Regions from separate parts of the Mus musculus genome. Here regions 2, 3, 4, 5, 6 and 7 are each linked to region 1. A link is a loop called in an ENCODE intact Hi-C map of the cell type or tissue named here. Cell type or tissue: left cerebral cortex. All regions are shown on one strand. Each heading gives the region's core, and the rest is flanking DNA. Links, peaks and the distances in the headings are about the cores only. Region 1 holds the start of Mir1952 (microRNA 1952). Region 2 overlaps Gm14061 (a long non-coding RNA gene). Region 3 overlaps Gm14061 (a long non-coding RNA gene). Region 4 overlaps Gm14061 (a long non-coding RNA gene). Region 5 overlaps LOC102636024 (a long non-coding RNA gene). Region 6 holds the start of Btbd3 (BTB (POZ) domain containing 3). Region 7 has its middle 30 kb from the start of Gm14061.

Region 1 (4,461 bases), core at 348-4,347:
TCTGTATCTGTATCTGTATCTGTATCTGTATCTGTATCTGTATCTGTATGTGTAATGAAAAGGTCAGTTCAGGACCTTTTTGAAAATTCCACCAGATGTTCTCCTCTGGAGAGGGAAGGCTAATTAACATTCCACAGGATGGACTGGACCTGCAGGTAGGGGAGGCCTAGACCAGGTACACACATTCGCAAGACATATTTTGCCACCTCATTCCCCATAGACAAATCAATTTAAAAGTCACACTGTTCTGCCAATCACAATTTGCCTAATGGCTGCTACTCTGAAAAACTTTATAAAGACTGGCCAAATAAATGGGCTGGGAGGTGGGGGATTACCATCAATCCTTCAGGTGTAGAATGGCCCCAACTCATTGGAACAATAAATTCCTCTTGCTTTTTGCATTGATTCCCAGGCCCATGTGGTTCACTCAGCGGGTCCCCTGCTAAGCTAAGGCTCACTAGAGTCTTACAGTATCTGTGTCTATGTCTGTATCTGTAACTATATCTGTATCCATATCCGTCCATATCTGTATCTGTATGTAGAAGAGTGGTTCTGATGCTTTGATTTAATTGGGAATTTTTATTTACTGATGCTGAATGTCCTTGCCCCCAGCTGGTTTTTGATCTATCAATAAATAGATAGTCCCAATGGCTCAGTCCCAATGGTTGAGCACAGGGTAGGACACAGAGTTTTACAGGTAGGACACAGTGAGAATCAGGGAACTGAAAATGAAGGAGGGGGCACAGTAGTAGCAGGAGAAAAGGCCATGCAGCCATGTGAGTTTTGGGGTAAGTGGCCATTGGTTATTTCCTCAATTGGGCCTAGGGTAGCAGGGAAAGGTTGAGGAATGTGAGTCATTGAGTTAGCCAAGGCATTTCAAGATTAACTGGAATGTGTATGTTTTTTCTATTTTAGGATCTGAGATAGCTCCTGAGTGAGAGAAACTTAAATCAGTTTAAGTTAAGAATGTGTATGTAAAACAATACAGGGATGGGGGATGGGATAGGGGATTTGCAGAGGGAAAACCAGGAAAGGGGATAACATTTGAAATGTAAATAAATGAAATATCCAACAAAAATAATACACTACATATATATGTATAATATTTCTTGTATGTATATGATTTCAGAGCTTTGAAATGTGTTTTATCATTCCTACTGAAGAAGATACCTTGCTGTATGAAATAATTTAATAATAATTTGTCATTGATCTGCTACCTAGTCCTGGTACTCAGCTAGGGAGAAAGATATAAGCACAGCTATAAAATATACTTCATGCTGGAGGGGTTCAGAGTTTGCTGGGAATTCCTTGAATTTAGAGATCACATAAGCTTTCTTTTTTGCTTTGTGACAGTGTCTCTCTATGTAGCACTTGCTATCTGGGAACTCTCTCTGATAGACCAGCTTGACTCATACTCAGAGAGATCCTCCTGCCTCTGCTTCCTGAGTGCTGGAATTAAAGGTGCATTCCACTACAGAAAGCTCTTAAGCCAAAGTGGAGAGGGTATGCTAATGGGGAAGGAAAAGCCGAAGGTGGATCTTTAGAACCTGATCAGGCATGAAGGGGAAGGTGTTTTGTGCTCCAAGATCCTAGAGAAGAGAGAGGCTACTTTCTCCCATGGCTTCAGTGAGAGCAGACACAGGGAATCAGGCTCTTATTATCATCTATTGTGACTGGGAAGAGAGCAAGAGCCGCAGTGACTTCTAAGAAAGAAAGTAGGACAACTCTGCAGCCAAGAAGTTGCTGGACCTGGTTTGCTTTCCTCGATGCTTTTCTCTTAAGTGTTTGAGAAAAAAAATCACATTGTGTAGTCAAACAAGGAAAGGCCAGGGTCATCTGCATTCCCTGCCCTGGGATGGGAGCTACAGAGTTCCAAATGACTGCCTCCCAGCTGAGGACTTCATTTCCTGGACTCCCTGTAGGACAGAGAGATCCAAGGAATGATGGGGAAGAGCAACACATAAGCACTTTTCAGGGACACTGCTCTTATATAACATGCAATGTATCTTGGTGACAATTCTAACAATGTGGGGCTAGAGATACACTTTTAACAAAAGTCAGCAGGCTATGAGAGGCTGAAAGTGGCCCACAAACGTGTGTCTTCCATCCTCATCCTAAGAGGGTGTTTGGCTCATTATGTTCTAGCCATCAGCCACTTTCTTCTCAGTTACATGACTCACCATCCTCCCAAGTTCCATCCCCAGTGAAATGGCTTGGCTGGCAGCCTTTCCTGGGGGACAATCTGCCTGTGGATTTTACACCTACAACAATCTGGAGTGGAAGATGCTCACTCCGTGTGTGGCTATAGTCTCAGGTCTCTAGAACCTTCGGGAAACGTAGTTTTGAGAAATGGTGCTTATGAATTTAAAATTATAGTCAGGAAACTCTTTGGCATCTGAGATACCTGGATAATTTTAGAAGATGATGTGATCTGGTGACCGAAGTTGGAGGAAAATAGGAAGCCTAATCATATTCCAAGCTCTTTCACAGTGCTCTGCAATCCAAGTGCAAATAAGTTCCTAAATCTTTTTGCATTGTGTCAAGATATGCATATACTTAATTTACCTACATGCACAACACATGCATGTGTGCATGCCCAGGAACACTCACATGCACTGTCCTTTCAGACTTTTTCTTACAACATAAGGAGATTGCAGTCAGACAGAGAAAACCACAAACTTTGAACAGAAGAAAAGGATGAAGTATGTTATATGCTGCCTTGCAAAGAAGAAAAATCTATTTTTAGACCTTGAATTAGCATTAACAGAAGGCAGAAGTGGGGGATATGCAAGAACAGGAGAAGCAGCAGAAAAGCAGAGAGGGTTTATGAAAGCCTCTGTGTGCCCTCCCGCCCCCCCATACTTCCATCTCTTTTGTCATCCACACCTTGGAGCAGGAAATAAGCCTGCACAGAAGGAGGGTGGAGATCAATAAGAGAGGGATAGGTGGCTGCAATATTTGCCTTGTCTCAATACCAACATTTATTTAGACTTTGTGTTTCATCCTGTTTGTATTCACATCTCCTGAAAATGGACTTCTGGTCTAGAAGAACTTTGATGAGAGGATGCTCTGGGGCATGGGATATGGGCCTGTAAAGAAGTGAGGAAGTGGGTAGTGTGCAGAGTTAAAATGCTGCCCAACTTTCCAGCCAACTCCAGCTCAAACATCTGCTCTAGAGGAGATTTGCCTTCACGTTTGTACCAGTTGAGACCAAAGGGTCAGGCACTGTGGATGAAGCAACCATCTCCATAAACACCCCCTACTAGAGGCAAAAACCTCATAGTCTCCTGAGGCTAACATCAATTTAACTTTCAGGTGACGCCCCTGTTGTGAGCCAGCATCAACTTCAGATCGAGTAGATAGCCTAGAAAAACCTCAGACCTTTGTAGATACCTAGTGTTTCAGATGAAACAGTATCAATGTGGGTTGCCTCTTTACTGTGGAAAACAAGTAGAAAAGAGAAAGCAGAAAGAAGTTCAAGTCAGGATGAGAACCTTTACCTCTTTAGAGTCTATGAGTATTCTGAGGGGCTGAGAGAGGCATTCAGCTTCAGTTTTAAACCTTACTAGCCCCTACACCCCTTCCCACACATAATTTCTTTATTCCTATGACTTATCTACTACCAGGTGAGAATTTAGAACATGTTTATTAACACACATTCTTTCTTTCTTTCCTTTTTTTTTAGTATAAAGTAGAGTTTATTCAGGGCATGGGAAGGAGTTGAGAGGGTAGTAAAGACAGAGAAAGGGAGAGAGAGAGTAGAGGACCAGCCATGAGCACCTGGAGAGAGGGGGAGGGGAATGGGGAGAGAGGAGGAGCATGAAGAAGACGACAGAGTGACAGCAAAAAGGCCAAGAGAGTCATACATTATTTCTTGATTGCCTTTGGGTCAACGAAAATGCCCTTGTACCTTGTCAGTCTAGAGCAACTATGTTTTATTCAAGGGCTACTGTATTAGTTACTATGACCCTATCAATTTACTCTTAAGAGAGCTTTGCATAGTTGGTATGGTGATATGGGATATGGGAAAATAATCTTCTCTACACATATGCTTCTACTCCTGACAACTTCCTAGCTCTGCTTCTTCACAGGCTGTTAGTATTTGTGTAGTTAGGGTCTCTTCTGCACTCAAACTTGAACACGTAGGTCACCTTTACTGTCTAGTCTCTGTTGTATAAATATATTAGATCTGTTTAGTGCAATGTTTGTGAATCCAAGGTCTTCACTTCTAGGACCATTATTGGAAACCCTACCAGCTTTATCAAGTAGAGAACATGCTGACAAAAGAAAGAGCGACTCACAGATGGAAGGAGGATAAGTCTTTGAACAAATGCCTGGTACTTAGGAAGCCACAATACACTACGGTGAATAAAAATTATATTTCTTAGTTGAAGCCACTAACATTAGGAGTTGGTTTCTGATACAAGTAATGATTTTTAAAAAGTGGGAATATGTATATAT
Region 2 (4,461 bases), core at 351-4,350, 200 kb after region 1:
AACTGGTATGATGTCCAGTATCCAAAATCACCATCTCTATCTCCAGGCTTCAGCTTTCTGTAATGAAATTCTTAAGTTAAAGCAAGTTAAAGTATGCATTCCAAGCATGAGCAGATAGCAGTTGTGCCTAATTCCCACACGAGTATTAAGTAGTATTTGAAGCAGTCTCACACTGAAAGCCAGTGGACGGTACTAACACATTCGGTGTGGACAGCTGTGCTCTTGGGTGGATATAAAGAATCCTAGCTGCTATTCTTGGCCTAATAAGAATCCTTGTAATTCAAAGTCACTCTGCAACTGCTCCGGAGCTCCATTGATAGTCTATAAATGTAGATCTTAACGGTTTATCATTTTTAAAGATCGTTTGTATCCCACAGTAGATGCTTTCCATGCAGAACTGCTGGGATGCCTCAAAGGACACCTGTGATGCAACTGTAGCCCATTGCCTTTGCTCCCCTGACTTTTGCAGATCTTACACAGCGAGAAATGAAACCCACCATCTTAGCCATGAATGGTCACCCAGCTAGAAACCCCAAAGCACAGACTGTCAGGACCTTATCAGCATTTTAGTCGGTTCAAGAAGGAAGCCACTTAAATTCAAATTAGATCATTCTCATTGTGAATAAAAAAAGGACAGGAGAATTTGTACATGATACATCTGATTCTCAATGGACTGAGCCCCAGTTTTCCACAGCAGTAGCTGGCTCCTCACCACAGCCCTGCTGGCTTTTCTTCTTCCATATCCAAGTTCTCCTTTGCCAAGCATGTGCTTCCCAGGATCCCACATAAGAAAACTATCTCTGCTAATATCCTTGCCTTAGGCTCTGTTCTTTTGAAAAGCCAAAACCAAGACTTACATCTTTGAGAAGTGTTACTATCTGAATTAGATGGCATATAACACATTAGCAACACTAATGTTCTTACAATTGACCCATTCTGTTGTTTATCTACAATTTTCTGTAATAGCTCCCAAATAGCTATTTAGGCATACCTGAAATTTTAAGATAGAACGACGAGATGTGGGCCTAATTATTCTGAGAAGTGACTTATTTTTAAAGGGGTGAATCTCTGCGTGTCTTTTTTTTTTTTTTAAACAGATGATATTACATACTCCCTTTGGGTTTTGGAAAGGTACAATTTCTCATTTGGAATCTCAATTCATAGTCTTGTCTTAACTAATTGGACTGCTTGCAAGGTGTTAAGGCAAAAATCTCTCCCAGTTTCAGATGAGACAATTTTCATTTTGAAAGCTAAGCAACTTGGCTGCACTAGTTTCTTATCCCGGAATAAGTCTGTCTGAGTTACAGGAAAAGTAAGATCATTTTGGTTGTGATTTTCCTTTATAGTAGCCCACACAAAATGTTGTCTTGACCCATGCTCCTCAGTTTCCTTGTCTGCCTGGATGTTAGCCCTTGAAACAGTGGTTCTCAACTTTTCGAATGCTGAGACCTTTTAACACAGTTCCTCATATTATGGTGACTCCCCAACCGTAAAATTATTTTTGTTTCTACTTCATAACTATAATTTTGCTACTTTTAAGAATTGTAATGTAATCATTTTGGAGATAGAGGTTGGCAAAATTGCTCTGACCCACAGGTTCAGAGTCACTGACTTGAAGTGTCAGTTCTTAGTAATCATTTTGCTTTGGGTAAACCAGGATAGTTTCTTACTCTACCAAATCTCACCCACCATCTTTTCTCAACTGCTAGCTACCAGGGCTAGGTGGCTTTAGGCCTTGCAGCCATTTTTAACCCTTTGACACTGCAATAGGACATTTTTATGCACAAAGTTCACATTTGAGAACCTTGCAATTCAAAGCAAACTGCAAAAGAATCATAATATGTTAAGAAGGTTCTTGTGTTGAGCCACATGGTCAACTATGCTGGGTTGAGATATGCCTGTTAGGACATTCAACCTTCCAAAAGAATCAAGTCTTCTATGTACTATGTCCATTTTATAGACAAGAGAGATTAAGTGCTATCTAAAAGAGAAGGTGGCATTGTGTTTCCCCAAGGAAGTGTGCAGGAGGTTTATCTAGATAAATCTGTGTATTTGTGCCTTCTGTATACATGGATGGATGTACACAGACACACAGACACACACAGACACACAGACACACAGACACACAGACACATACACACACACACACACACACACACACACACACACACACACATATATATATATATATATATATATATATATATATATATATATAATGTACATACATGCATACATACATATTTGTGCATGGATATCTGTGTACACATATATATATATGTACATATGCATGCATGTATATCTGTATGTTCGTGTGTGTGTGTGTTCTACTTTTCAAGGGGACTTTCTCTTCTGCCTTTCAGATCCTATTGCCAACAATATTTTAATTTTATTTAACTATCTACATAGGTCTTTCTTCCTTGTTTTTTATTCCGGTCCCAACTCCCACATTTTCTCAATCCCCTAAGGGACTCACACTTCCCTGCACCATCTGCACCACCAGATCCAAATAAAAATACATTCCAAGAAACGTGTTATTCCGAGAGATGAATGTATAGATGCGTAAGAACCTAAACACATAATATGTTGCTGGGATTTAAGAAGCCTGTGTTTGCCTGGGGCTCATTGACTGATGTTATTTGCTCTAAACATTTTAAATGCCCCTGTCTTGATTCATGGAAAACTTTCTGTTTACTGTATCTACGGCTGTGAAGTAGGCATTTTGAACGTCCACTAGGGTACTATTTAGTGTCTAAAGTAGTAACTCAGTACAGGCTCAAAACCCTACTAGAAATCCTCTTAAATGCAAAGTTTCTGACTGGCCAGCTACTGAATCCTGTTTGTTAGTTCCTATATGGAAACAGTTCAATGTGGAGCTCTAAAAGATTGCATTGGCCAAGGGGGCTTAATGCCCCATCAGTCTGGCTGAACTTGTACACACTTCTTCCTGACTCTAATCCGCTGACCTTCCGTTTCTGAGTATGTTTTCTTCAAACAACTTATCATTGTAAATCCTTTCCCTTTGAGCTATTATTCTATTTTAAAGCCTCTTGCCAGTTTTCCAGCCTGGGAAAATCTTTCTCAAGTATGTCAGGTTCCAGCTTATATATCGGGGAATAGCAACTTGACTTTCAATTTGTAAAACTACCTTCTGCCATGGAGCCATGGAGACTGGGAGTATTTGCTTGCATTTGAAAATAGACTGTTTTTCTTTTTCTTTCCTACTCCTTTTAGGTAAAGATCGTGAGTAAATACTCTTAATCTATGTCAGATTTATATTACTGTAACAAAATACCTGAGCTAATCATCTTCAAAGGAGAGAAAGTTGATTTTGGTGTATATTTTTGTGGGGTTTAGTCCATGGTCAGGAGGAGATACTAGCTGTGGACCCAGGGTGAGGCAACACATCATGCCGAGAACACTGCGAGAAGGAAACCTATCTGTGATACCACTAGAAAGCAAGGGTAGAGAGGACAAGATCTTCAAAATCATGTCCCCAAATGACCTAAGTCCTCCTGAAGTGTACCACTCCCAAGAGCACCAACCTAGAGACCTAGCCGTCAATGTACTGACCTTGGGAGTCCAAGCTACGGCCTATGACCTACAATGGCTTCTTGTCTTATCTTTTTGCTGTGTACCTACTCTCATTGAGTTGCATGTGACTGTTGTCATCGCGATTCAGAGCTCAGTACTGGGATCACATGTATTAATCTACTCACAAAGAGGGGGGAGGGGGGATGCAGAGAGAACCATTAAGGCTTCCCTTTCTCAGAGAATGCATAGGCAGAAAGCAATTTCTGAACAGAGGAAACCCAGTGGTGGTGGTGCAGCTATTTATAGGCTGCATTGCAGGCTCTCAGGTGATATACTTGCCCTTCAAGTTGCCCAGGATACTGTAAATGACTCCAACAAATACACAGTATCCTTAAACTGGATGAAGATGGAGTCCTTTCTTTGCACTATCTTTGTCTTCTTTATCTGTAATGAATAAAAAGGAGGCTCCATGGGGTAAGCCATGCAGCACTCCTTGATACCGCACCACCTTCTGCTTAATGTAATAGAGTTCAAATTTATTTCTTCCTAAATGCAGTGGCCTGGAATAAAATCTTCCTTTCCTGTTTCACTTTCTCCTGGCTCATTTTTAATTTTGCATTCTTCAAAGATGTCAAATTAATAAGGATCTGAATTGTGATCAACAGCAGTTGAAGGCAAAGGGCCTATTGGGCCTTGTGATATGTCTTAGCAACCCAAATAACTTCTACCTCCTGGGGAAACATTTGGGAACACTGTCACTTCACTTAATCCATAAAGCTGACTTGAGAGCAAGTAACATACACAGGGAGAGAAGCTAATATATAGCAGACCCTGTCAACCACACTTTATATACAGATACCCCACAAGGTGGCTGGTATCTTATCATTTTTGATGTGAATAAATACAATAGAAGAGGCGCTAACTCAG
Region 3 (4,461 bases), core at 338-4,337, 75 kb after region 1:
AAGGTGACATTATAGACTAGTTGGTAAAGCTTGTTTAGTTCGTATTGAGTTGATAAAAATACTGGTGAAAAATGTGTGCTCAGCTATTGAGTCACTTAGATTTACAAACAGAAAAATTACCAATTTTCCTTTCTATCATATACAAACAGTCACCTGCAAGCTGATCATAGAAATAGAAGAACACATAAAGAGTAGACCAATAAAGGTTCTAGGAAATCATGTAAGAGGCTATGTTCATGTGACTGGGTAGAAAATAAACTTAAACAAGATGCACTAACCAACAAGAAAATGTTCCTGAGGCAGAACTGTGAGAGGACTTATTTCCTACCAGCAAATAATACATACATACATACATACATACATACATACACACATGTATGCATGTATTTATTAAAATTAGAAGTGTCATAATTAGAATCCACACAAGGGTGTGAAAATATAAGTCATACCAGGTTGAAGTACAGCTCAAAGGTAGGACTTTTAGAGTCGTTGCCTTGCATGCACAGGCCCTTGGTCTAGTGAATTTATAAGTTAGCTTAACATTATGTCCATTTAACAGAATAAGAGCAGTAGGTTTTCCCCTAGTGTCCATGACCTACCAAGTCACAGATTCTTATCAAGATGCTAGGTATAGATTCTATCCAATGAAAAATGGTGTTGGGTTACTATGAAAAATATTTATTTTTATTTTATGTGTATGGATATTTTACGTACATACATGTTAAAGATTAGTACATCTATCAACTCTCATCAGAGAAGCTTTCATGTACATAGATGCTGATTAGCACAGACCCACAAATGGTCAAGTTACTGAGAAAAAGCTGCAGAGAGCTCAGCCCTAAATAGGATATTTAGCTCACACTTCTGACTACTGGTCCCAGGGCTCAGGATCCCTGTGGAAGAAGGGGATGGAAGACTGTAAGAGTCTGAGGGGTGGATGATTACCAGGAACCTGTATTTTATAGACATGGAAGGGCAGTTACACATATAAGCTCACAGTGGTTTTGACAGCTGCACATGGTCTACACACAGTCTCTTGTCATTCCCATCCCAGCATAGAAAGGACAAGAAGGCATAAAGTCCCACTTCTAGCTAAGAATTCATTAGCAACTGATAACTGCTGAAAGATGGAGAAGAGTCCTTTTTAAAGGTATTTTGTCTAGTAGACCCACCACTCTCCAGAGGTTGGCCTCATACCTGAGAATATTTAGGCAAAACAAATTGAACTCTCAATGGTGTAAAGAGTTAAACAGAATTGTCAATAGAGGAATCTTAGATGACCGAGAGACACTTGAAATGTTCAAAGTAATTAGTCATCAGGGAAATGAAAATCAAATCAACTCTGAGATTTCATTTTACACTGGTCAGAAATGCTAAAATCAAGAAATCAGGTGATAACACATGCTGGCAATGACTTAGAATAAGAGGAACACTCCTCCACTGCTGGTGGGAGTGAAGACTTGTGTAACCACTTTGGAAATCAATTTGACAGTTTCTCAGAAAACTAGGAATAGTTCTACCTCAAGACTCAGCTTTACCACTCCTGGACAAATACTTAAAAGATATCCCACTATACCACAAGGACACTTGCTCAACTATTTCTCTAGTGGCTTTATTTGTAGTAGTCAGAAACTGGAGTCAACCTAGATGTCCTTCAAGTGAAGAATAGATAAAGAGACCATGGTACATCTACACAATGGAAAACTATTTAGCTATTAAAAACAAAGGCATCATGAATGTTTCAGGCAAATAGATGGGGCTTGTGAATATCCTGAGTGAGGTAACCCAGACTCAAAAGAACATGCATGGTATGTGTGCCCTGGACCTCCCTGGAATCAATAGCACAGACTCCAGAGGCAGGTGAGAAATGAAATAGTAAGCTCATCTGAAAGCTGTTGTAAACTTCTTTAATACCCTCCATTGGTCCTGTGAAAGTATCTCTTCTAAACAGTAGTTCCAGATTGGCTGGCATTGTCTGTATCAGAAATCTTTGGTCTCTCAGGCAATTCTCAATTAGGTCCTCCTGAAGGAGATGCCTTTGTGGCTGCATGGCCCCAGTGTTTAAGCAGAGACAGCTGCACTGTTCCTCCTACAATAAGCGCTCACTGAGAAGTGGATACTATCCATAAAATATCCATAGATATTATGCTTGTTAGCATTCCCTCTATGCTCTGACCAACCGTTATCTAGCAATAGCCAGGTAGGCCTGGCTTAGTATAAAGAAGGATGTTTGGCCTGCCTCTCTCTCTCTCTCTCTCTCTCTCTCTCTCTCTCTCTCTCTCTCTCTCTCTCTCTCTCTCTCTCTGTGCCACTTCTTTCTTTGACCCCTTTCTCACTCTCTCACCTGGAAATAACCTAGATGCCCCTTAAAGAAAGAAAGAAAATGTGGTATATCTACACAATGAAATACAATGGAATACATACACATACATACATACATACATTCATCCCCTCTATGTATTCCTGGCTGGCCTCTTCTCCTCTTCCTCTTCCTCCTCTTCCTCCTTCTTCTCCCCCCCCCCCCTCTCTCTCGTTTTCCCCTGCATTCTTAACTCCTCTTCCCATGTCCTAAATAATCTATTATATACTATACATGCCATATGGCTGGTAGCTCAGGGATAAGGGATGTCTCAGCGTGGGCCTGCCAAGACATCCCCTCTCGCCTCACCATACTTGCCTCTCCAAAAATATCCTGGCACACACAGTCTACCTTTTTTATAAAACACAACACTGCTGCTATATTCCACATACGCAAAACAGCTAAAAAAGAAGGAAGGCCCATGGAAGGTTCTAAGAATCTCATTTAGAAGGGGCAATAAAATAGTCACAGGAGGCAGATGGAGGGAGGGAACTGGGTGCTACAGGTGATGGGAAAGGGAGCTGAGCGAGGTCAGAATCAGGTGTGGGGAAAGACAGGGCAGATAGCCAGATGAACATGTGAATGAATGGGGAGATCTTGAGGATATACCAGAGACCTGGAATAGAGGAAGCTCCCAAGAATCAGTGGGGGTGACCTTAGCTGAGACTCACAACAGTGGGCATATTAAACCTGAAGAGGCCACTTCTTGTATTCAGGCTGGAACCACAGTGGATCAATAGGGACATCAACCCACCCACAAAACTTTCCAAAATTTATCCTACAAGATATGCAGCAATGAAGAGTTCAGCAGAGACTGAGTGAATTGCCAAGCAATAACCAGCCCAACTAGAGATGCATTCCATGGGCAAACACCAATCTCTGACACTACTAGCGATACTCTGTTATGATTGCAGACAGGAGCCTAGCATGAGTGTCTTCTGAGAGGCTCTACCCAGCAGCTGAGTTAAACAGATGAAGACACCCACAGCCAAACATTGAATGGAGCTTTGGAACTCCTATGGAAGAGCTAGGTAAAAGAGTGGGGACCCAAAAGGGGATGGAAACGCCACAGGAATACAGAGTCAACTAACCTGGACCCTTAGGGGCTCTCAGAGACTTGACTACCAATCAAAGAGCATGCACAGCCTGGACCTACCCCCAACCCCACACATATGTAGCATATGTGCAGCTTGGTCTTCACATGGGTCTTGTACAGCCTCAGTGAGAGAAGCACCTAGCTCTGCAGAGACTTGATGTGCCAGGGTATGGGGATATCCAGAAAGGGGTGGGGCGTGGGGGTGGGAGGGTACCATTCTCTCAGAGGAGAAAAAGGGGGAGGGGCTGTGAGAGGAAGGTACCAGGAGGGGAGACAGTGATTAGATGTAAAGTGAATGAATGAATGAATGAATAAACAAACAAACCAACAAACAAAACCAATAAAGAAACAGCCATTGGTTGGGTTAAGGCTGTGGAAGTAGACTCTGAGGTGTTGGAGGTATGATTATGATCTAAATGAAAGTGCATTAAAGTTCCAAAACAATAACATATTTTGTAACAATTCATAAGCAAAGCTAATAAAATATATAGTAATAGCTAATGAAAGTATACAAAGCATAGCTGTTTATTCATGTCCTTTTTTTTTTTTTTTTTTTTTTTTTTTAGTTTAACAGTCCTTCTTCTCCAAGGAGTACCTGGTGAAGTGTATGAGAGAATTAAGAGAAACTATATTTTAGTGAATATAAAGTAAAAAAAAAACAAAGACTAATGATGACACAGGAATAGACAAAGCTTTGCTACATGGAGCACATAAAGAGAACTCAGGAAGTAATTTCAATAATGCTCTCCTCAAACAAAGAAAACATAGAGATTTCATCTCAGGAGTCTCTGTATATCTATGTGCAAGCAGGTGTATTTATTAAAGTAAACATACACATTTGTGAGGTGGAAACTTCTGGTTTCTTTGGAAAGGCAGTTATGTCAAATGATATTTTGCTAGGGCACACAGGTGAGATAATGTTTTGCAAAAGCAGACACTTAAAAGAATGTTCTCTTGAAGAAGACACAGGTGAAAGGATGTTTTGCTATAGCAAACACATAAAAGG
Region 4 (4,461 bases), core at 149-4,148, 110 kb after region 1:
GTATTTTTCTAGCTCTATATGGATAAATTGAATAACTGGATCACCCTTCGATGAGGAATAAGTATATACTACATTTACTAGGTGACCAAAACTCTCAGCACTGATGAGGGAAAATGTACTTTCTGTGCTTATGACTGTAACAAGGGCATTGCATATACTACTCTGTGAAAGACCGTGTAACTTTGATATAATCATGAAAACGGCCTCAAATTTTCCTACAGTAAAACCAGGCTGATTATCTGAAAATGCAATAGTATGACTAAAAGGCTGAGTAAAAAGTCTCAGATTAAAAGAAGTTAAAGAGAGGGGTAATTAAATTAAATATATACTTTTAGACTAGATAGTCCTCTAAACTGTATACAAAGCATGATTGACTAAAATTACATAAAATAGAATCTTTATGCCTAGGAAATATATCCATTCTTAGACTCTACAAGTACATGGTAATCATAGTAATTATATGTGACCTACATTTTAGTAATTTACAAAAAATAAATGTATTTATATGTCTGTATTTTTGCATATATACTGAAATATGATTGTCAAACAATAGATGAATAATGGAATAAATATATTAATGTTTGTTACTCAATTCATTAGCAGGTTACCTGTATGTTTCTGTATAAAAAATATTTATTACAAAGAAAAGCCCAGGATTAGATATAACCTTTACTTCAGCAAGTATTTAAAGAATAATTAGTGTCAATTCTTCTTAAGCTATTTTTTAAAAATGACTAGGCAATAATACTTTCCACTTTACTTTATAAAGTCAGAATTAACCTTACATAAAAGCCAAAAAAAATTGACTCAACTAAAGAAAACTAATAGACCCAATTTCTAGTGACAAAAGTCATCAAAGATAACAAACAAACCCAACAACACACATAAATTGTACATACCATGTCCAAGTTACACAAGAGTATTTTACCATACAAAATTTAGCAAAAATGTTAATAGTTCAGTCTAATATTTTCAATGAGTAAAAATTATTTTTGACAAAATTCATCACTATTTCATGATGAAAATGTTCAACAAAGTAGGAACAGTATAAAAGTATTTTCACATAATAAATGTAATATGTGAAACCTGAAATCATTTCAACAACAAGGAAAAATGTCTACTTTGGTCACTTCTGTTCAACACAATACTGAAATTGCTGATCAAAAGTTTTAGGCAAGAAAAGTAAACAGAGGGGTTCAAATTGGAAAAGAAGTAAAGGTATCTTAGCTAGGGATGTTTATTCATGCTTGTAGTCTCATCAGCTGGGAGGTTAAGGAACTTAAGACTAGACTGCTGACCAATGAATTCAAGGCCAAGCAAAGGCTTATGAAGACTTTGTCTCAAAACGAAATACTATGTATCTTCTTCTATTCAGATGAAATTTCCTTATACTTAGAAATTTCTATAGACTAGCAATTCATTATTTTTGAGTTCACAGTTCCCATTTCTAATATCTGTTTTGCTCTCATATCAATTAGTTTGTCTGTTGAAAATAATTATTAATGTCTTTGACTATTTGAATGAGTAAATGAACTCAACAAAAATTTAAGACACAGAATTAACACATTATTATGTTATATATTCCTTTGGGATAGCAACCACATCTTATATTCATCAAAATTCTCCACAGGGTACCCAGCAGTGTACTGTGGACTTACATGCCCTCAATTTTCATTAAATAATGATGATAATAATAAAAATAGCTAATGCCTGCTGAGAACATGCTAATTCCTGATGGTGTCCTAAGTATTCTGTGTGGCTTAAAATATTTAATCTCTAATGATTTTATGAAATATAATTTACAACTGATCCTATTCACATAAGAAACTGAGACCTGGAGAGCTTAAATATTGAAGTCAGTAAAATGACAGAGCTGAACATAAAACCCAAGTTTTAGGTCCCAGAGCACATTCTCTTACCTGCAACACTATGCTATTCATCTTTAGGCTATGTTAAAGTCACGGCATCTGGTGAACAGCACTATTGTAATTTTAAAAGCAGAAGAGTATCTGTAGGTGGAGGGACTGTCAATGTTATAGGGTAGCCATGAACCCAATAGCCTACAGGGGGGGGGGGCTGTATGATTATATTATAGGGTAGCTGTGTACCCAATAGCTTACAGGAGGTTGTATGATCATTTTCATTATCATGTTTTGATGGATACAACTTTGTCCTGGTGTTGTGGTTGCTTGTTCCTCAAGATCAGCAAAGACCCCTTCAGTCCCCATGTGTCTTTGAGGATGTCCACGTATAACTTTTCTTACAAGTCTGTCTCCTCTTGGACTGCTTTTCAACTGTGCTAATGCCTCCTCCTTCTAAAAATAAATTTTGATCTATAGAAACATGTGTTTCCTTCCTTTGCTAAAATGGAGAAGGGTGAGAACACCTTTAGCTGACTTTGAGTGGATTTCCTGGTATGCGTGGGCAAAGAAAGACTCATAGCTTATGGTCAGATTTAAGTCTCTATGCAATTTCCATCATTGTGAAAGTATATAAAACACAAAAAGAAAGTTCCTCTTAAGGTGAATTTGTAGTTAGATTTTAGTTAAGCCAGCTATAGAACATGGCTACACATTCGGTACATGATGTCTCTCTAATCAAATACTGTCTTAAGAATATAAGTGGTCAGGATCAAGATCAATATCCCTCTATTGAGGAAAGCAACATGGCAAAGAAGTGTGGAAATATGGAGGACAGCAGAAGGATTAGGAATGGATATCCTCATAGGAACTTTCCAAGTATTTCTCAGATAGGAATGTATTGTGGTCCCAGCTCAACCTGGGAACAAAGCAACACGCCAGGTGGCTTAGCTTTGTGATCCATGGAGACTCAGCCTTAGTATGCATTTCTAAGTAGATGGATAAAATGGCATCATCAGAGAAGGCCAAGGAACATTAGCCTCACAGGTCAGAAAGTCATGCTAATCCAAACAACCAACAAAGTGGACCTAAACCTAGCTTCACGTTTCTGCTCCAAAGTCCAAAAGCAAAATGTTGTGTCAAGGACCAAATGGCCTCTCTGAAAAGCCAGCCTACCATACTTACATCTATTGAGCTTGCCAGTGTATGATTAAGACTGCTTCCACTTAGAGGAGATCCCAGAGAAAAGGGCAGTGTTTCACAAAGTGTGAACTGCATACATTGGAGCAAGTACAGAGAAAGGCTTGGGAAGCTGAGAGCCTGGAAAGGGGACCTGGATGTCCTAGTGATAGAAAGAACAGAGCAGAGTGAAGGTTAGATACACATTTCCAAACAGGAGAACCAGGTGACATGGAGAGGTGGGGACAAAAATAGTATTATAGCACTGTCATTTGACAGGATTTTGTGGAACTATGTGTCAGAACTATGAAGGGGAAATGGAAAATAACTTGGGCTGACCAATGTTTGGTTACCGTAATTCAGGAGAAATTCCTGAGATGGCTTTTAAAGTTAAAATATTTTCTTTTCTTTTTTCTTTCACTGTTTTAAATTCATTTATTTCCTGGCTAAACTGGAGGGAAACAAAATTTAAATGATTCAACATATGTCACCCAGAACTATTTAGCCCTGAGTTCTTTTTCAAGACAACCCTCATGAGAGGTCTATTTTTGGTATGTGCAGATTTCCATTTCAACTGATGCTTTTTCCTCCTCTTGTATTCAGCCTGGGAGCCAGTTGGGATTCTTAAAAAGGCCTGCTGTGTTTCTGAGTGTCCTGAAAGAATACAGCATTGCAGTGGTTCAGAGGAACCAATAAATCATGACCTAGGGACGCCAGCCACGGTGCCCTTCTGTTCTGCACAAAGAAAAGGAAATACTGGCTCTCTGATCTATTCCTTTGTGGACACAGAACACCTGGAGATTATGAGGGGGTGCAAATTAAAACTTGGAAGCTAGAATTTTTCTAAAATGAGTAAACTTGTTTCTTTGGGATTATAAAGGTCTGATTCCAGGAACATAGAAATAGTAAATATCCCTTCCCCTTTGCTGTGGGTGGTGCTGGCCAACGGACAGAGGACAGAGATGTTCTCTGGAAAGCCTATGCCTGTTTCTCCCTGTTCTCTCAGTTTGCTCTGGTGAACAGGATGCCACATCTTTTTTATGGTAGAGCTAAATACTATGACGCAGCGTTAATCTGGTGTAATGAACGGCTGCACAACGGACAGATTCCTAGGGGACAGTAGTTCTTCCTTGAAAGCATAGTGGGTATTCTACAAGCAAGAATCACACCTTTGCTATGCTTCTGCATTGGAATTACAGGGTTGTTGTCTTCTACAATTTGACCTATGTATCTAGACTAATGAACTCTGTCCAATATATCTTCATAGGGTCTAGTTTTCTTAAGTGTCACTCAGTACCTATTTCAGAATACATTCAATATATTAATATTGGATATGAAAGTTGTGTACTTTCTCTGTGATTCAAACAATACTGTAAATTCAACCATCTTCTGGAAGAAAAAAATATCAGGGAGAAATAAGACC
Region 5 (4,461 bases), core at 212-4,211, 340 kb after region 1:
TGCTGAAGCAAAAGTTAACAGTCATCTCAAAAGTCAGTAGGGTAGAGGAATTATTTCAATCATTTTACCTCATATCTGAGTAAGCTTTAATGAAGACAACTGAACCAATGAAAGAAAAGGAGAAAGACTCCAGTGATAACTAACCTAGCAAATGTGTGTGCTCTGGGTGGAAAAGGTAGAAGCTGAGAAGGTCCATGCTAAAACCTGCAAGATCATGTTTGTTACTGAGTCACAGGATTTAGACATGTTCAGCAATTCCTGCTGCTGAGAAGTCAGAATGGATCAACATTCCAGAAAGGGGCAACTACCACTGGAAATATGACAGACACTCATAACTTCACAGCATTGCTTAAAAGTCATTAAAGTTGGACAACTGGATTTAAAATTAGCTATAAAGCATTTGTGACATATAAGAGTTTCAGATTTCCAGTTCTATGGGTAGAGAAGATACCAGAAGATCACAAAGGTGCAGAGAGCAGTTGGCCAAGTACACAACACAGTATGCCATGGCACAGAATCAAGTCCGTTAGTGAAAATTCAGGTCAATGCCTTTCATTGCTCGTGCCAGGCCAGCTAGCTCCCTTTAAGTCTGGTTCCCACAAATGTAAGGTAAGACAACGATTATACACATCTCATCGATGAGTAAAATAAATGGGCACCTTTGCGATCTTTTATCATAATATATGCACCCAATAAAGACATCTTCCCTTTGTCCAAACTTGCCCACCAAACTTAGAAAAACAAAATATTGTCAACAAATTCCCTGCCTAGCCCTTTCTGTCTTCTTCCCCTCGGCCTTCTTACTCCAATGCTGGTTGTGTTCCAGTTTCTCATGTGGCAACTCCCCCAAGCTGACTATCAATTTTTACATTTTTTTCTCCTCCAGTCTTTGCCCTTTTATTGAGAAAACATTCTGGCAGTTATTCACAACTCAACACTCATTGGCTGTGAATATGAGACCCAACTATCATCTCTCTATCCCTCTCCAGTCCAAACGACTCAACTAGATATTCTTATTAATACTAGAGAACACCTATTCTGTAGATCTTTCATTTACTTTAGTTTATGTGAAAATTATAACATTGTTAATTTTCCCTATCTCTAGCCAGTTTTTCCACACAAGCTGACTTTGTAGAGAAAAGCAAAGCCTTTACATCCACAGGCCTTTTTTGTTCCTATCTAAAATTAGTGCAGCTGCTGCTATACTATTTTAGGGAACGCAGGACATGCGCCTCTCCTCAGATGTACCAGCTTGTCCAGTTATGAAGCAGCATACGTTATGGGGTATGTATGTTTAGCATCAAACCCCAACACCACAAGGCTGCAGCTTCTGCTCATTTACCACAGAGTTGGCAAGTGTGTGATTGGTGAGCACAGAGGCTGGTAGGAAGGATAAACATGATTTTTATGTGAAAAATATGTAAGAGAGCAAGAAGTCCAAAACAGGGGATGCCTGTGCCAGTTTGCCTTCCATTGCTGAGACAAAAGCAGCAAGGAGAAAGGGGAGGAGTTAAGTTTACATCGGCACTACAGTGCATCATGAAGGAGAGTCAGGAACCAGAGGCAGGGATCAGGATTCAGGAACTTGCAACGATTATGGGAGAACACTGCTTACTGCCTTGTTTCCTACAGTTTGCTCAGACTGCTTTCTTCTATAACCCAGAAGCAAGAGTAAGTGGGGCCCTCTCACATCAATCATTAAGAAAATGGCTAATAGACTTGCCTATAAGCCAGTCTGATGGAGTCATTTTCTTAATTCAGGTTCCCTCTTTCCAGATGAATCTCTGTGCTACGATATCAAGAAACTATCCAACAAGTCCTGCAAGGGGACACTCAGTAAGTGAGGATGCTCTCAAAGAGGAACATGTGCAGGGTAGGAAAAGCAGAAGACAGCCTTTTTGCTTGTCAGAAGTTTACCTCCATCTTGGGCTCACAACAGCTGCATAATGAGAATGGCATCAAGATTCATCATCTTCGCAAGCTGACTCCGGAAGAAGGCACTGTCTGCAGATGTCTGTACTGGTGCAATTCCTGGAGGCAGAAACCAACCCTCTCAAGAGAAGGAGCAACAGCAGGCAATGCACAATGACTGAGGCAAAGGGTCTCACCTAGATTTTAGAAGATTTGTGTAAGAGAAGTTTTCTCAACTCAGCTGAGAAAAAAAAATAGAAGCAATGGAGTATGGGAGGGGAAAATGGAGGGTTTAGTATAGAGCCAACACATCTTCTGCATCTGTTCAGCTCTCTAGCACCAAAGATAGGATTTCAACAAAATAAGTGCTCATTAAGTACACAGTAAGTAGAAATGTCTTGGAGATGAAGTAACCTATCAGAAATAACTATTAAATTTAAAATAATGCCATATTTATAGCACATGGAGATTTTGATTTTCAGGATATTAAAAATTGTATCAAATCACGCAATTGAGTGTATCTCATCTATTGCATTGTTTTATCTTCTCTGGCCTTCATCAGTTAAAACAAAAAATAAAAGCTGAAAACAAACAAACAAAAGCAAGAAACTATGGAAAAGAAGAAGAAAAAAACTAGAGTTGCATTAAGAAGGAAGGGAATGATATGGAACACCATAGAACCCCAGCACTTGAGAGGCTGAGGTATAATGAGTGAGAGAGTTCAAGGCCAGCCTGGGCTGTATAGGGAGAGTGAGTCACACCACATGCGCACAAGTGCGCGCGCACACACACACACACACACACACACACACATATACACACAAAGAGAGAGAGAGACAGAGAAACAGACAGAGACAAAGACAGAGAGAGACCGAGAAACTAAGACAGAGATACAGAGAGAAACAGAGATAGAAACAGCGACAGAGACAGAAAGATGTGCTCTGCTTTTGGGTTGTGTGCACCTGCTAGCTTTCCCAGTAGATTAGTTGAAATGAGCATAATTTTATCTAGTTCAACTCCAGAACTGAAACTGTGCTAATGGTGGACCTATCTGTGCTTTTCTTGCATGGATTAGATGAAGCAATCTACCAGCAAGGACATCTGAGGGATTTTTTTTTTAATTGAAAGTGACAAATTCCAACCAGAGAATTTAGCTTAAATGAATGAGAAACTTTGCAGGTAATCTAAGAAACCTGCCGAAAGTGAGGTGTGGTTGCACAGGCTGAAAACTCTAACACTAAGGAGACAGAGACGAGACGCCCACTGCAAGATTTAGGGCATAGCCCTCCATGTAATGAGTACCAAGACAGTTATGGGGACATAGGGAGTTGCTTCCTTAGGAAGGAAAAAAGGAAGGCATGGAGGGAGGGAGACAGGGTTAGAGTTGGGGTGAGGGAAGGAAGAAGGGAACAGAGGAGGGAAATGAAGAAAAGAAAGAAAGAGATCAAAAGCTGGAATGAACTGGTCTCCTCCCTCTCCCTCACCCTCTCCCTCTCCCTCTCCCTCTCCCTCTCCCTCTCCCTCTCCCTCTCCCTCTCTCTCTCCCTCTCTCTCCCCCTCCCCCTCGCCTTTTCCTCATCCTCTCCCCCCTCTCTCCTTCCCTCCCTCACCCTTCTCTCTCTCTCTCTCTCTCTCTCTCTCTCTCTCTCTCTCACACACACACACACACACACATACACACACACACACAGAGGAACCAGCTACTTTTAACCATGGTTATTTTCCCTTGCCTGACAACTTGTCCAGGTGCTGATGGCATTCTCACATCATGGGACTCTTTTAAAGCCATGGATCTCATAGCTGTAACATCAGTGTCAACCATGATTGACATTGACGTCCATGACTGAATGTTCAGCATCCTGCAGCTACTCCATAGATTTCACCTGGAGGCAGGAAGAAATGTTTTCCTAAGGGATGGATGATCTCAGAAGAAAATCATATCTGGAGAAAACAGAGCTAAGTACGTACAGAAGAAACAACACCAACCCTCTTTTCCATGGGTTGCATCTTTATAATAATTAATATACCTACCTGAACACTTCCTTCCGTCTATAAAATGGGAATACCAATAACTGTTTTACTAGGATCTTTGAAGATTAAAATGGATAACGTATGGGTAAATATATTGAATAAAACATGTGCTTTCAAATTGTGGTAAGATGATATCATGAATTGCAGTGTATTAATTATAAAGCATTTACCAAGCACATAGGAATTTTATATTAGTTTTATAAATTGTAAAAAATAAATATTCAGTTCTACCTTTTCAAAACTAGCAGTCAAACCCACCACACCATAAAAACAGGAGGTGTGGGGAGGGAAGGAGCTGAAGGTGGCCCTTTTTCTTGTCAGCTCTTTCTTCAGAATAGTTATTCTCTGTTGAGAATGACACGAGGTTATGTTTAGAGAAGTGCCAGCTCTGAACCATTTCCTCCCTTTATTCTCAGAAATCAAAAATGATCCAGCATAAAGCATTCGCAGCTGTGTTGGGGAATGCGCTAGTCACGCCTCAGCAATTTATGGCCAATTTTCCATTAATAATAGAGAACG
Region 6 (4,461 bases), core at 198-4,197, 540 kb after region 1:
TTGTTGTTTGGGGGAATGGTGGGAGTTTCTTGAGACAGTGAAGGTGGAACCGACCTGCAATCTTATATTACAGGACAAAAGGATAATCAGTGACAACTCTGCCCATGACAACACTGAGAAAATTTATCAAAGTTTTTAAGCTAAAGCAGTGGGTACTTTGATTTTTTTTATAGTAATTTTATTTCATGTTTGTAAAACATACCTAACTTAAGAAACCAAGATTAGCTTTCGCAAGGAAAAAAAGAAAACATAAACACACATAAACAAGCCAAAAGGTTCCTCAGTAATAAACACTTTCTTCCAGGAAACTGTCTTCTCTATAGGCTAAGCCGGTTACACCGGCAAGACCACTCGACAACACAGCTGCAGTACAGTTGTGCTTTGCCTAGGGCCAGGACTAGGAGAGCATCCAGAATATGGGCTGGATTTGTAGCCTCACCCTGGAACTCAGGGAGCTGCCACTCCTTTTCTGAGTACAGCTACTCCCCTAGGACACAGGAGGGGAAGCCTCAGTTCCTACTGCTGTTCCCAACAAGGCAAATGGAACCTCACTCACGCCCTGTTCTTTCCACCCCGCCTGACTCCATAATTTTTAAAAACTGCACTAATATGCTCTAGGTAATACATCTATTTACAAGAGAAGATATTTGGCAAACAATCAAGATGTAACTTTCCGACATTCCTGCTCCTGTTTCCTGACTGTACATGTGTCTGGGAAACAACACCCTACTGGACTTCAGTGAGGCCAAGTTGCTAACTAGGGCTGCATTCTACCAACAACAGATGGCACTGTCACACGCAGAGCGGACTTCACAGGCAGTGAGGAAGGGCATGGATCCAAGCAGGTAGAGAGGTTTCTCGGTGGTGTCTCTAATGGACTGATGCTGAAGGTTAAGAAGTGACGAAGCAGTTACTGTTATGGTCACTCACACGCTCACTGCCTTTAACCTCCCTGCTCCCGCTCCCCACTGGGAACGGTCTAGTTCAATTAGGCTTCAATGTCATTACAGGACCAGGGAATTACATACTTAAAAACTCTGAAACGGACTAGAACTTATTTTTCAGTAAGCAGTAAATAAAAAATAATGATTGTTTTAAAAATTGTAAGAATATTGTCAAACTTTTTGACCCACTTGGCAATTTTTCTTCAAAAACATTGTTTTTTAAATTTATTCCGATGAAATGAAATTCCCAGATCAAAATATAGCCTTGAACAGTTAAGAAAAACCTTATAAATACAACTTATAATAACTAGGCTTAATCTCACTGTTTAGCATTAGACCCTGGTAAAGATGATTCCCAGGACCCGATTAACATGCAGTAGAGTCTGTAAAGTATCTATAAGATATGAAAAATTTTAAGTAAATATGTGACTACCCCAATCTTTTTTACGTTTTTATATTACTAATTTAAAATTGCTTGTATTAATCTACAGACAACTATAGGAAACAATCCCTTCAAAAATCTCTTCATCAAAAATTTGCATGTCCAATTTTGTGGGTAAAATATATGTAGTCAAAGATGAGATACTAAGTTCCACTTCTGGTGGCATTAGACAACACAGAAGGCATGTGTCGTCCTAGTGTTGCTAGCTAAACAAGGTACATCACTGCTCTCATTGTGAAGTAAAGGTCTATTTCTCTGAAGCCTCCTTAAAGTGTCCTGCTTTCAGAAGGAGAACATCCCTATTAAACAGTGTTTATTCCAGAAAGCTATTTTTCTTTTAAAATGTCCCTAAAAGCAGCTCACCACGTGAGCTCTTTGCCCCTAGGCTCTAGGCTAAGGAATGGCTCTAACTGCCTGCGACATTCCATAGGACTTCCCCGAGCACAGAAGAGCGGTTCTAAGACCATTTACAAGGCAAGCAGCACCCCCTCTCTTTAGAATCTCTCGCTTACAGGAAACTCAGATCTGACTGAGAGGCCAGCAGAGCAGGAACACAGCACAAGAAACTCTTTCCAAACACACACATCATGCTTACTTCAGCATGGCGAGGAAGGCAGCAGGTTCGACGTCTGGGATTCGGATTTCATCTTTGTCCTCAGCGAGTTCTCCGTAAAACATTGCATGGAACACTGAGCTCCCGACAGCGAGGACGTACTGTGGAGAAAGGGAGAGCTCCCTTCACACACTACACTGAAAGCATTTGCAGAGTCAATCCCCAAAACCACTAGCCACTGAGGGCCGGGGGCACGTAAGGTACATAGCCCACCGTCGTAAACAGCCAGGCTATGGTGCACTGGACAGGGAGCATGAGACTGTCACACAAAGTGGGCTCTCCATCAATATCTCAAAGCTTTGACATTAATATACACCCCCACCCCACTGGGAAATAAATCAAACCATGGGCTCTTTATCGGATTTCTATAGGTACAGTAAACAGAGGACTTTCCAAGCCAGTTACAACATTTCCTAGCCCTGGAGAGTGAGAAGCGCACATTTCTGGGTGATATATACAACCGTGTAGAAGGAAACAAAGACAAAATGAAGTGTGGCCAAAGGTCTATATTCTCTGTAACTGGGCGAACCATGCAGTGGCTGCCGGCGGGCTGCCTGCCCACACCAAGCTCTGTGCTGACAGGGTCCCTCTATGTAAATCTCAGGACTAAACCGGTAATGCAGCTGTTGCTTACTTTGTGTCCTGGCAACCGCTGAGTCCCACCTGGTGGCCCAACCACAAAATGTACGTCTGCCATCAAGTCATTATTGAACATCACCGCATTTCTACAAACAAGAGGCGAGTCATTAATTCACAACAGCCTGTATTCTTAGCAGCCCTTTCCCCAACATGCAAAACTTCAGAGTTAAGCTAAGCAACAACAGCTCAGCGTTCCACTCCCAGCTAAAGAGCATACAAAGGGTCCAGCCACACCACTGCCTGAAACCACTGCAGACACATGGCAAGGAACTCAAGTTTTAAAAGTTAACTAAACTTTTACAGGGCTTAGGACAAATGAAGGGTTTCCTGTCTCTGTGCTCCACAGACACAAAGCTGCTGCTTAAATGTTACAGCTTGCAAAAATATTTTTATCTAAGAGGAAAACAGCTGTACTGCTTTGGAAAAGATACAAGGCAGCTTTCCATTACCAGTAGAGCCTCTGGGGAAGAGGAGCAGGGATTCGTGGTAAACTGCATTACAGTCATGAAAAAGCAGAGACTTCACCACCGGCAAACTTTGAGAGTAAACACGCTAGCCTGCCAGCAAGGGCGCTTACCTTTCTCGGATGGTGGGATAAAGACCCTGCCAGTTGGGGGCCGGGATGAGGTTGTTGTTACAGAGGTTGTGCTGGTGTTGCTGCTGGACAGTGGTGCTGCTGGAGTTGGCTGGCTTCTTACGGGGGAATATATCAGCAGCCATCTTCTTCTTCTTTTTAGTCTTCAAGGTAATTATTTCATAACAAACTGGGGGCAACTTGCTGCTCCCACTGCCAACGCTGCCGCCGCCGCCGCCGCCACCGCTGCTGTTGGCTTTCTTTGAACCTTTTTTGGACCTGTTCTTTACTGTCTCTGGAAGCATCAAGAAGAAGGTGAGACATTTCATGTTCTTTTCTTTATCATCTACCATGAGTACAGGATGTCTCTCTTTAGAGCTAGATCTCGCAAAACTGCTCAAACATCAAGGCAAAGAGGCTAGCCGGAGCTAAGATGTTAACAGAGACCGGCAGGCTGCTTTCTTCCTGCTTTTCCCAGCCAGGCAAGGTGACCTTTTCACTATGTTGAAGAGAAACTGGCTTTAAGTTTTATCCAGGACCGGATCTGTTAAATACATTCCCATCATGATTCCTGGTTTTCTTACTTGCGCATAAAACCAGCCGTTCTCTGGATCACCTGCAAAGCTGAGCAAAGGAGGCAGGCAGAGAGAGAGCTGAGGCGCTTGCTTTCTGAATTAGGTTAGCAAGATGTGGCGAGCCCAGCGAGTCAGTACGGCCGCGGCCGGCCGGTGAAGTTGTGTGGTGAATGGATCGGGAGAGGAGAGTAGGTATTACAGCCCTGCAGACGGAGTCAGACAGCCAGAGCTCCGAGCCAATAGCTGAAGCCACCAATCAGGATTGGATGAAGCCAAACAGTGACACCTATTGTAGCATGCACAGCTCTGATATTAAAGGAGCAGCAGTTACATTCTCTTTTCTACTGTATATTTAATTAAGATAAACAGCAAATGAAAGACATTTGCAAACAGGAAGGGAGGGGTTTATTTCTCTTTAGTACAGGAACATTTTCATTTCAACCAAAACAAGCAAAAGCCATTAACAAAGAATGGGAACACATATGTCTAATCTCTCTTCCTGGCAACAATCTTCCTCCTAGCAGCATTTACTTGCAAGTATTTTGAACAGGATCTCCTAGACTATAAAGCCAAAGGGAACCAACGTACTGAAATTAAACCAAACACATTTAAGCCCAGCCACGGCAGGGGAGGGGAGGGGTCTTTTTTTAGTCTCTGGATGTTTTGCTAAGGCT
Region 7 (4,461 bases), core at 338-4,337, 270 kb after region 1:
ATGGAGTTAAAGCCTTCAGTTCTCTGGTGAAGACAGCCCTTCTGTCCAGAAGGAAAGCCATGTTCGAATGCAAGGGAGCGTAAAAGACCCTCTGTGGAGACCACACTGGATATTTATTTCCTAGAATAAAGAGGAAGTAAAAGTTGGAGTATTCAAAGAGGGCACAGCCAATAAAGTGCCCAGGTTGATGTTGTATAGTACTATACTATAATAAGTATCATGTAAATACTTATTATCAAGTAAATAAATGCCTGTACACTTTGAATTGCAAAATTTCCATTTCATACTCAGCAGAACTGCACTACTGAAATTATCTGAAGACATTTTAAGATCAAACAATTTAACCCATTTTTCTAAAATATTACACACAGAGCACAAATTCAGGAGAATTCCACTGCAGGATAGAAATACATAAATATAGAAACAACTCAGATACATTAATGAAATAGCAAGTATATGGAAATAGTTTCGGGATTTACTGTGTCAAAGAGTTCCTGAAGATGAAGGGGTTTGTGGTTCAACCAGTGACTCATTAGTCGTAATCTTGGTTTTTAACAAATGTGAGAGACTATGTTGGGAATTGAGGGGTGTCTAACAAAATGAGAGCCATGGAGTATTCTTCACATGAAGAGAGAAAGGGGCTGCTTCTCCTCTGAGGAGGTGTCCTTTACAAACTTAAGGTTATCAGGAAGTATAGATAATAATAGATACATTTCTAAACTACAGAATAAGCATCAATAAAATATAGTCCACATAGAGAGGAAAGGCTCTCCTGAAGAAGAAAACATACAAAGTTTAATGCAAATGGAACTGGAGTTGATTATTAGTTTTAATCAACACTGTACAGACAATATTTTTCTTTTCTCCCTTTTCTTTGGCTCTTAATTTTAACATTATAGTCTTGAATATTTATTAGACATAGCTAAATGTTTTCATTTACTCTGAAAAAAAATTTTCCCTTTCAGTAAAGACCCTATTTCTCTATTGAAAGAGATCCCAAAAGATCTTAACAGATCCAAGAGTTGAAAATAGTAGAAATCACATACTCTTATTATTGTTCAGTAAAAATAGAAATTACTAAAGAAAGTAATCAAATAAAATCTAATTATTTGGAAATTAATGCCTCTGTGCGCTTCTGAGTAATTGCTTGGTCACAATAGAGGACAATGCTTATAACTGAGAATATGCACAGAGTAATAATCAAGAGACCATTTATATGAGATAGTGAGGTACTGCATGCTTCCCTCGGTTTTGTGTTCAAACCTCTCATTACTGTTGCAAGAACATCTTTAAATGGACTAAATTTAGCAGTTTATTTACTTAAGCAGAGAGGAGATTCATGAATCAGGTAGCAAGCTGAACCAGGAAGTGACATGTAAAAATAGTTGGATGGAGAAAAGCGTTCTTTGGACACACTGAGCAGTCAGCAGGCTGTGATCAGCTGAGAGCCCAGCTGCTTGGTTTGCAGAGACTTGGCTACTTATTGCAAGAATATAGCAGTTCAGTTGCAGCTCATTTATACACTAGATTAGGTTGCAGCTTGCTCATATGGAGGCGGCTTTGTGCCAAATTTAACGGAACGTTGGTTTTGAAACTAAAAGAGAAAGAAGCATTGCACGTGGACTATCTAAAGGAGAAATGTGAAGGAAACTAAATGAATTTAAAGAAAACTAAAAAGAGCAATTAGTGAATTTGAAAACAGAACAAGAAAATTCATGCATTCTAGAGCCAGATAATTTATGTATGTCTAAGATGCAGTTATCTGAGATATTTTAGGATTGCTAAGAGGAACTGCTGCTAAACCCACACACAGTAGGTCTGAAGCTGCCTGTGCTCATTTAAAACCCAGTGGAAGCTACATAGCCTACCTGCTCCCCCAGGGTCATCTCAAGAATGGCAACAGTAACAGCACCTCCTACACAGGGATGACTTGTGGAAAGTCCTCCAGGCCAGAATGCTTTATAGATTGTAAGGACAGACTACAGAGAAACTGCAGTCCTTAAGAAAATAAAAGAAAAACACAAGCCAGTAGCATTTGACATAAAAAAAAAAAAAGAACATTGATAAAATAGACATGTGGAAAAATGTACAAGGTAACATATGTTAATAAAAAGGAAGTTTGCAGAAAATGAATAATTAGGGGAAAGGGAATCTGAACTAGCAAAACTGAACAGAAATCTTGTCAAATACATTAACTTACACTTTCAGGATCCAGAAACATATTTCATTATTTAATCTGTGTTGGCATAAAATAGAAAAATTCATCCAAATATTTTCTTTCCAATGAAGAAGAAAAAGAAATTTTATTTCAAAACCCAATGCAGATCAGTACTTGAGGCGAACACATCTCAAAAGAATGTCTCTGGTTGTAATTGAACTGTGTGATGTTAATAAGTATTCCTGCATATACCCATGCATAGACAATGTGTGTGTGCGCGCGCGCACGTGTGCGTGTGCGTGTGTGTGTGTGTGTGTGTGTGTGTGTGTGTGTGTATATGTGTGCGCGCGCGTGCGCGCTATTCACCCCAAAGTCCTGGGCCCCTGGAGCATTGGCTCTCCTCTTATGGCAGTATTCATACAGTGTCTTCCTTACCTGTTTGCTAGTCTGTAGCCCTACTTAACTCTATATTACTTAGGATAAGTCCTATGCCTCTCATTTTGTCTTTGTGGTAAACTCTGTATATTCTTGCCATTTAAGTGAAACTGTTTCAATAGCAGAATATTATGTTCTAATGACACTGGGACTCTACGCATTGCAAAAGTGCTAAGCAGAATTCCCGCCTATAAAATCATTCAATTTGAAAAATCAGTTGTTCTTTATAAGTACCTGATTATAGAAATATGGTTTTTTAAAACTATTGTTTTAATATTTGTTGCTCCATCATACCAATTCAGGAAAGACTCTTATTAACCAATTTCTCTTATGAACATACATACAAATAATAATAATAATAATAATAATAATAATAATAATAATAATAAAAGCAGGATCTGCCAGGATGGATCCTGTCTTTAAAAAAAAAAATGCAGGGACAAAAATGGAGCAGAGACTGAAGAAAAGGCCATTCAAAGACCGGCCTAACTAGGATCCATCCCATGCGCAGGCACTAAACACTGACACTATTACTGATGTTATATTGTGCTTGCAGACAGAAGTTTAACGTGGCTATCCTCTGAGAGGCTCTACCAGCAGCTGACAGAGACAGATACAAATACTTCCAGCCAACCATTGGAATGAGGACAGTCACCTCTATGGAAAAGTTAGGGAAAGGATGGAATGACTTGAAAGGGATGGCCACCCCATAGGAAGAACAGTAACTAACCTGGTCCCCTCAGAATTCCCAGAGACCAAGCCACCAATCAAAGAGTATACATGGGTTGGCCCATCACACACACACACACACACACACACACACTGCCCTGCCTGGCTTATATGTAGCAGAAGACTGCCTTGTCTGGCCTCAGTGGGAGAGGATGCACCTAATTCTATAAAGACTTGATGCCCCAGGGAAGGGACTTGCAGGGTGGGGAAAGGCATAGTTGGCAGGGGTCGGGGGGAGCACCCTCTCAGAGACAAAGGGGAGGGAAGGATGAGGTGAAAAATTCTGAGGGTGCAGCTGGGAGGAAGGGCAACAGTTGGAATGTAAATAAATAAAACAATTTAATTTAAAAAAAAGTCTGGTCATCAGCACTGTAAAGCAAACACCCCATCTTCTCCGATTTATTAACCCCCTGAGACTCTCTTTTTTCCACTCTAGTCAACCCTATATCCCACAAAACGGCTAAAAGCAAAGATCTATGAGCCTACTTACAGTCAACACTGACACAGAGCTCAACTACCAACCATATTGACATCTAAGCACAGTTCGACTCCAGGCCATTTTGACATTAAATAAAAAAGATCTTGAGAGGCAGTAGAGTGTGTGGATCCTATGAGTCAGAAACTCATTCACTAATCAGAGTTTTGTTGCCAGCTGAGACCTGCAGACTCTGCACCACATGCCGTGAATTGGAATGAACTGAAGCACAGGTTTGAGCCTGCTGAGCTCATGGTAGAGAACCACTGAAGTCAAGCCTGAGGAAGACCTGAGCTTCATTCAGCTTCTCACAGGCATTAGTAAAGCAGGTTTCTGAAGGCCAGGCTGGATAAAGGTTCAAATTCAGCAGCTTGACTTAGCAGATCAAAAGAAAAGAGTTTGGGTAAAAAAAATGACTATTTCAATGGCATCATGTCACATGAGATTAGGTTTAGAATTTTCCACTTGTTGTATCATATAAACGCCTCAGACATAGAGAATTTGGCTCATGTTAGAATTCAGCCTTCTGATGAATGATAATTACCTCATTGTTTTCTTAAGATTTATTTACTTTTATTTTGTGTAGGAGTGTTTTGCCTGCATGTATGTAGGTATGCCATGTGCATCCTGGAGGCCTGCAGAGTGTCACAAGCCTGGAACTGGA

The links. Peaks named below come from ENCODE experiments on the same cell type or tissue, not always from the same donor. Only the 100,000 strongest peaks of a DNase experiment are listed, where the experiment ranks them.
Region 2: a loop joins it to region 1, with 12 times the contacts of the local background. A loop is called at or near these places in 2 of 42 quality-filtered maps.
Region 3: it touches region 1 in a loop (10-fold over the local background); 2 of 42 quality-filtered maps call a loop at or near these places.
Region 4: a loop joins it to region 1, with 9 times the contacts of the local background. A loop is called at or near these places in 2 of 42 quality-filtered maps.
Region 5: it touches region 1 in a loop (16-fold over the local background); 3 of 42 quality-filtered maps call a loop at or near these places.
Region 6: a loop joins it to region 1, with 7 times the contacts of the local background. A loop is called at or near these places in 2 of 42 quality-filtered maps.
Region 7: a loop joins it to region 1, with 5 times the contacts of the local background. A loop is called at or near these places in 2 of 42 quality-filtered maps.

Annotation. Positions count from the first base shown.
Region 1 is chr2:138,818,409-138,822,869 of GRCm38, reverse strand. It overlaps Mir1952 (microRNA 1952), which reads right to left and starts at 2,941; the gene lies at 2,863-2,941. In left cerebral cortex, for the core only: no CTCF peak of the experiment used is centred there; DNase peaks (open chromatin) are centred at 2,197 and 2,685; H3K27ac peaks cover 2,738 bases.
Region 2 is chr2:138,615,742-138,620,202 of GRCm38, reverse strand. The region is part of intron 3 of Gm14061 (a long non-coding RNA gene); the gene reads right to left. Among named protein-coding and RNA genes, the nearest start is that of Gm14061, 37 kb to the right of the region's middle. In left cerebral cortex, for the core only: a CTCF peak has its summit at 2,699; DNase peaks (open chromatin) are centred at 822, 1,191 and 2,499.
Region 3 is chr2:138,743,228-138,747,688 of GRCm38, reverse strand. The region is part of intron 5 of Gm14061 (a long non-coding RNA gene); the gene reads right to left. Among named protein-coding and RNA genes, the nearest start is that of Mir1952, 74 kb to the left of the region's middle. In left cerebral cortex, for the core only: no CTCF peak of the experiment used is centred there; a DNase peak (open chromatin) is centred at 2,705; H3K27ac peaks cover 340 bases.
Region 4 is chr2:138,708,177-138,712,637 of GRCm38, reverse strand. All of the region lies in intron 5 of Gm14061 (a long non-coding RNA gene), which reads right to left. Among named protein-coding and RNA genes, the nearest start is that of Mir1952, 110 kb to the left of the region's middle. In left cerebral cortex, for the core only: a CTCF peak has its summit at 2,127; DNase peaks (open chromatin) are centred at 3,199 and 3,647; H3K27ac peaks cover 1,512 bases.
Region 5 is chr2:138,473,540-138,478,000 of GRCm38, reverse strand. All of the region lies in intron 2 of LOC102636024 (a long non-coding RNA gene), which reads right to left. Among named protein-coding and RNA genes, the nearest start is that of Gm14061, 110 kb to the left of the region's middle. In left cerebral cortex, for the core only: no CTCF peak of the experiment used is centred there; DNase peaks (open chromatin) are centred at 1,298 and 1,891; H3K27ac peaks cover 1,324 bases.
Region 6 is chr2:138,278,012-138,282,472 of GRCm38, reverse strand. Btbd3 (BTB (POZ) domain containing 3) reads right to left here and starts at 3,980. Exons shown (of 4, transcript NM_145534.2): 1 at 3,216-3,980; 2 at 2,634-2,724; 3 at 1,982-2,100. The coding sequence starts at 3,565. In left cerebral cortex, for the core only: CTCF peaks have their summits at 762 (motif pointing right), 1,887, 2,631 (motif pointing left) and 4,070; DNase peaks (open chromatin) are centred at 2,597, 3,158, 3,510, 3,997 and 2 more places; H3K4me3 peaks cover 3,910 bases; H3K27ac peaks cover 3,279 bases.
Region 7 is chr2:138,548,750-138,553,210 of GRCm38, reverse strand. No RefSeq gene overlaps it. Among named protein-coding and RNA genes, the nearest start is that of Gm14061, 30 kb to the left of the region's middle. In left cerebral cortex, for the core only: no CTCF peak of the experiment used is centred there; DNase peaks (open chromatin) are centred at 1,505 and 1,837; H3K27ac peaks cover 617 bases.